2 separate regions of the Homo sapiens genome follow, and region 1 is linked to region 2. The links are chromatin contacts, found by Hi-C or POLR2A ChIA-PET in ENCODE. All regions are on one chromosome and are shown on one strand. Each heading gives the region's core, a stretch centred on a gene start or an enhancer-like site at or near the end of the contact. The rest is flanking DNA. Distances are from core to core; before and after follow the strand shown. Region 1 holds the start of LRRC70 (leucine rich repeat containing 70). Region 2 holds the start of SMIM15 (small integral membrane protein 15).

The links. A loop is a pair of places that touch in the nucleus more often than their neighbours do. ChIA-PET counts read pairs that join two places held with the same protein, here RNA polymerase II (POLR2A). Pooled maps may share reads with other maps.
Region 1: a pooled map shows a loop between it and region 2 (6-fold over the local background). The contact joins the promoter of LRRC70 here to the promoter of SMIM15 in region 2. A Hi-C loop is called at or near these places in 5 of 50 pooled maps. POLR2A ChIA-PET finds 5 or more read pairs at or near these places in 3 of 52 experiments (IMR-90, activated CD8-positive, alpha-beta memory T cell and activated T-cell).

What each region holds. Positions count from the first base shown.
Region 1 is chr5:62,577,250-62,580,130 of GRCh38, forward strand. It overlaps LRRC70 (leucine rich repeat containing 70), which reads left to right and starts at 1,570. Exons shown (of 2, transcript NM_181506.5): 1 at 1,570-1,686; 2 at 2,152-2,881. The coding sequence starts at 2,190. All of the region lies in intron 27 of IPO11 (importin 11), which reads left to right. IPO11-LRRC70 (IPO11-LRRC70 readthrough) reads left to right here and starts at 1,486. Exons shown (of 4, transcript NR_073584.1): 1 at 1,486-1,686.
Region 2 is chr5:61,161,010-61,163,785 of GRCh38, forward strand. It overlaps SMIM15 (small integral membrane protein 15), which reads right to left and starts at 1,459. Exons shown (of 3, transcript NM_001048249.4): 1 at 1,208-1,459; 2 at 79-218. SMIM15-AS1 (SMIM15 antisense RNA 1) reads left to right here and starts at 1,307. Exons shown (of 4, transcript NR_109908.1): 1 at 1,307-1,517. RefSeq lists enhancers at 626-1,522, 1,008-1,087, 1,158-1,417, 1,948-2,047, 2,088-2,147 and a silencer at 1,598-1,707.

The DNA of each region.
Region 1 (2,881 bases), core at 320-2,819, 1.4 Mb after region 2:
GTTTAGTTTCCTTCAGTTTTTAGAATGTGAGAAGTGAGATTTTATTTTGTCATTTTTCCTTAATACAGTTTCCTAAAAATTTTACCTTTGCATCCTAATAAGTGTTCTTTACTGCTTTGGATATTTTTGGCATAAAGAACAAAATTAATTCATACTCTGGTTATATTACTTTGTGGGTTTTTTCTCTTTAATTTTATTTTTATTTCAAAGGACCCTTTCTCTGAATTTTTCCCAAGAAATTGAAAAATCCATGGGACAAGCTTCATATCACCTTGTATATTATTGGAAGTACTAAACAAAATGGACCTGAGAAACATAGCCCCTACCTCAAATTCATATCATTTCTGTCACTTGTTTTGTTTTCCATTTTTAATGCATAAAATAGCAATAACAGTAACCAGCCATAATGGATAGGTGTAAGAATCATAAGTCATTTTGATAACGATCTGCTATCCAGTATGCATTGCTGAATTTTTAGTCATAGAAAGATAATGCTAGGTATTATTTCAGCTTTCTAATATGGACATAATTCATATTATTTCTAAAGTAATTGTTGATGTGAAATGAAACTGCTTTAATATCAAAGGAGAGTTGTATACAATTATATAACTTGATATTTTAGGAATATTATCAGGCTATTAGTAATATTAATAAAAGTCAGAATTAGAAAGCTTAAGCAACTAGCTTAAAGTTAATGAAAGAAAGTTAATGACTGAACAATATATAATATAAACAATTTATATCCGATTCTTTAAATTCTTGAAAAATGACGTTAAAAAATTCTCCATTTTTGTTCTAAAAGATTCAAACTGATACAGATATATATAGGGCGAAACATCGCCTCTTTTACTCTCCCCAATTTTTCTTGCAAAGATAACCTATGTCAGTAAGTTGGTATGCAGCTTCTTAACATCTTATAACCCAACACAACCAATTAGTGCGTTACTACTAATTAGTAGCTTACTACCAATTAGTACCTCACGTATTAAGTAGTACTCAGTATTTTTTGCAACCAAAAATATTTTGAAAATTTTAAAAAGAGCACTGGAGGATAATATAACAACATTTATGTTCATTCTAAATTTTTTCCCCTATTTTTATTAAAGGAATAAAGCATAAAGTTTAAGTCTTCAATGCGTATTTAACACAACATAAATATTTTATTCATTAAAAAGTTTACAAAAAATTGTATTACTCGATATACATCTTATTTGAACTAGCCTTTTCCATTCAGTAGCTATGTTGTTTGATAGCTAGAGTCTGTTGATTGATATTTGGGTTCTGAATAACTAATGTTTTCAAGTATCCTTTAAAAACTATTATTTTTATATTATAGGAGATATTTCAATGTGTATATTAGGAAAACTCTAACTGCATTCTGAAAAAATAAGTTCCTGAGATTTCCGTTCAGCAATACTTTTGAAACACAGATAAAATTACTTCCTGTCTCTTAGCTTCCTGTATCCATGGCAACCTCTGTTTTACACATTGACTGTAAAGGAACCAATGTGAAGAGTGGTGTTTCCTGAGCAAACGGTGACTTAAAAAAAAAAAAAAAAAAGTGGTGGGGTGGAGGTCAGCAGTGCCACAGAACAAACTGGAGTTAAGAAATGTCGTTCTTCAGATTTAAAAAGAAAACCTTTACTGAATCAGCTGAGTGTTAATAATACGAATTTCCTTTTCTTGGTAAGATTATTTACTTAAATATGAACTTCTAGCTGACATGAAAAATAGTTCTGTGAAAAACTGTAATTTAGAATTTAATTGTTCTGTAGTGAATTTGTATTTTCATAAATTATAATGTTATTTGATATTAGACTTTATGTTGTTAAAGGGACATATTAAATTCAAAGATTCTCATTCCTACATCATTTGTCACCTGTGTTGTAATCAATTGTAATTTTTAAGTTAACTTAGCAAATGTTTCATTAATCTGAACTATTTTGTCAAATAGTGGGTTAATGGCCTGATCATGTTAATAATTCTAGAACGTATTCCATACTCATTATTTTTTGCTATTACCATGGTATGATTTATGATAGTATTATTGGCTGATCCTAATTAAAATAGAATACAGAAGTTATAGTATTATAAAAAAAATTCATTTGATGAAGTTTTCGTGATTTAAAGCTTTACCTTCTCTTTTTATAGCCAATTCTGATCTGAACAGAAAATCCAAGAACAGGGATATGTGTGGATTACAGTTTTCTCTGCCTTGCCTACGACTGTTTCTGGTTGTTACCTGTTATCTTTTATTATTACTCCACAAAGAAATACTTGGATGTTCGTCTGTTTGTCAGCTCTGCACTGGGAGACAAATTAACTGCCGTAACTTAGGCCTTTCGAGTATTCCTAAGAATTTTCCTGAAAGTACAGTTTTTCTGTATCTGACTGGGAATAATATATCTTATATAAATGAAAGTGAATTAACAGGACTTCATTCTCTTGTAGCATTGTATTTGGATAATTCTAACATTCTGTATGTATATCCAAAAGCCTTTGTTCAATTGAGGCATCTATATTTTCTATTTCTAAATAATAATTTCATCAAACGCTTAGATCCTGGAATATTTAAGGGACTTTTAAATCTTCGTAATTTATATTTACAGTATAATCAGGTATCTTTTGTTCCGAGAGGAGTATTTAATGATCTAGTTTCAGTTCAGTACTTAAATCTACAAAGGAATCGCCTCACTGTCCTTGGGAGTGGTACCTTTGTTGGTATGGTTGCTCTTCGGATACTTGATTTATCAAACAATAACATTTTGAGGATATCAGAATCAGGCTTTCAACATCTTGAAAACCTTGCTTGTTTGTATTTAGGAAGTAATAATTTAACAAAAGTACCATCAAATGCCTTTGAAGTACTTAAAAGTCTTAG
Region 2 (2,776 bases), core at 209-2,708:
AGAATACCTGGGTAGGGAATGAGTGTATATACATCCACTTACAATTTCAACTGGAATTTTTTTAAAAAAATCATCTACCTTATGCTTGAGTAGTGATCCCTTAACTTTGTCCTGGTGTTATTAGTGACCCAATCACGACTTCAGATGACCCTTGGTAGTCTGTCTTCTTGAGTTCTACTGTACACATCTGAGAGACGGTTTAAATTCTGTACAATTGGCTAGTTGGAAAGAATACAAAAAATAAAACAAAATTTAAGTCACAATTTCAGGATAATTGTAATAAAATTTTAAATGGAAAATTTCTATATTGTATATATGCAACCTATATGACATCTAAAATTGCCTATCCGGTATAGTAACTTAATACGTTTCTTCCTCATTTGAATTTACAATTGCAAATGCCCTGTAAGAAAATCCTAATTACTGGAAATCAAGTATTTTACTAAGTTACTTATTTCAATAATAAAATTTTTTTAGTTCATTGACATACGGGAGACAAGTTGGCTCACTGACTGACTTACACAGCGTATCCGTTCCTAGATTTTCAATTTTTATACTAAAAATGTTGCCACTCATTTATTTACTGGATTAGGTACACCACTACAAAATCAAACAGCTCATCTTACTCTTTATAAAGGTTTTTTTGGGTCCATCATACAATTTGTGTCCTTTACTTAAAAAATTAGAAGACATAACCAAACAAATTATAGTAATTCACCCACAGTCCCATTACCCCAAGAAAACTGTGACTAGTTTTAATTATATCTTCCCCACGATTTTCAACTGAACACACATGAAAGTGCCTAATACGTTAAATATCTTAGCTCCTGGACTTCATACGACCTCACCCATACAGTTAGAATTAGGTACTACTGAGATCGATCTGCCTTCACCTTCTCCAGCCCAGTAGCGAATAAACAATGTAAGTTTCAGAAATAAGCAAAAGAACTTTGCAGTAAAAGAGCCATGGTCCACAGGCCACACATCTCCCTGCAACTCAACTTCGGACCCAAACGCTCGCGCCTCCACACTTTCAGGAATAAATCCTACTCTTCCGCCCAAAACGGATCGACCAGGCTCGATCTCCCAACCAGACCCGCGTGGCCCCTGCGGCTGCAACGGGTAGCACTTGACGGCCGTCCGCACTTCCTCCTTTGTCTTTCCCTTATTCCTTACGTTTCTCCCTTGCTCACTCTTCCCTCCTTACCCTATCGGGGCTGCAGACCCACGGAGGCCACGTTCACTCCTGCCCGTCGGCCTTGGCAAGCGCGGGCCCCTTGTCGCGCAGAGCGGAGGGTCCTGGGAGATCCTGGGTTGGCCCAGCCACACCTTGCGCCGCCGCCGTTTCTGCTGGACACCAGGAGAAAACCACGGCAGCTGCAGCCACCAACTTCCCCTACATAGCCCCACGGGATCGGATCCCACTCCCCACTCACCGCCAGACCGGAAGCAGGAAGGCGGAAGTCGCGGCCTTTGCGTCCCGCCCACAGGCGACCCGAGCCGCCAGCCGGGCGTGAGTAAGTCTAGGGCCCAGTTTCCGGCTGCGCCATTGCTGTGTGGGTCTTGGGACCTCGAGTTGGAGGACGCGGGAGGGTGGGGGCGGGGGCAGGGCAGCGCTGAGATTTCCGGGGAGCGGCAGGTGAGGCCGCGCGGGGCGGGTGACGGCACCCGGGCGGGCTCCTTTCCAGGCTGGAGCCCGAGACTGCCACGTCCTGCGGGGACCAAGTGGTGGGCGAGGAGGCGTGGAGCGGCTTCAGGACTCGAGGAGCGGTTCCGAAGCAGCTAGGGACTTTTGCCTTTGCCCCCCGAGGTCGATCGGAAGACAACCCCCATCCCCTGCTGTAGCGGGACAGTTGGAGGGTCATGGGTGGGTGAAGTGTTTGGCTGAGGGAAACTCAGACCAAAGAGCAGCGGCAAGAAAGCAGTTGGGTCCCCACAAAACGCCCGAAGTCAAGGTGAGGGTCACACAACGACTCTTGACGATTCCGGCGAGTTCATCCTGGTGCACATCCCACTCCATGCCTCTCTCTTCTGGTTGGACAATAGTTACATCCTTACGAAAAGGAGGCAAGCTACTGGGCCTTGGTGGATCCACTCAACCTTGTTACCAAGGGACATGCCGCCATGCTATGTGAAAAGGGGGGTTTTGTTGTTTGTTTTTAATTTAAGTATCTAATTCGTTTCACGAAAGAATGATCAATACCGGCCCAGAGTAAACTTGATAAGTAATTAAACTGTCAGGGCATAGAGTTCCCATAGAGGTGCTTGTTCTTTCAATACACAAATAAAGGGATGCAAAAGTCAACATGCAGAAAGGGTGAGTTAATATTGTCTTCTAATCTACAGGAACTGAAAGATTAGCTAATCTGGTTTGGTTGGTGACCAAATTTTGTGATTGCTTGCACTGTTTGACTACCTCTGACAAATGTTGCAAGACCTCTTCACTGATTCTCCAAAGACTATAGAATGTTCTCTTTCAGGAGCAAGCTGCGACATGTTTAACTAGTTTAGGTAAAACAACAATAACTGTTATTTACCAGGGAACAGGCTTTTGGCAGATAATCTAACGATCTACGATACTGTTCGTTGGGCATATGTTAATGTTTGTAATGTTGTATTACCAGCAGTTGTTTTCTTACTCCTTTTTATTTGAAAACCTGGATGATAGTTTCAAAGCCTATGCTGCTTAGGCCTAGCCTGTACCTTAGTAGCCAGAAAAAGTAGACTCAGTCACTGGATTGTGTGCACTGAATACTTACTTGAGATAACTGATTTT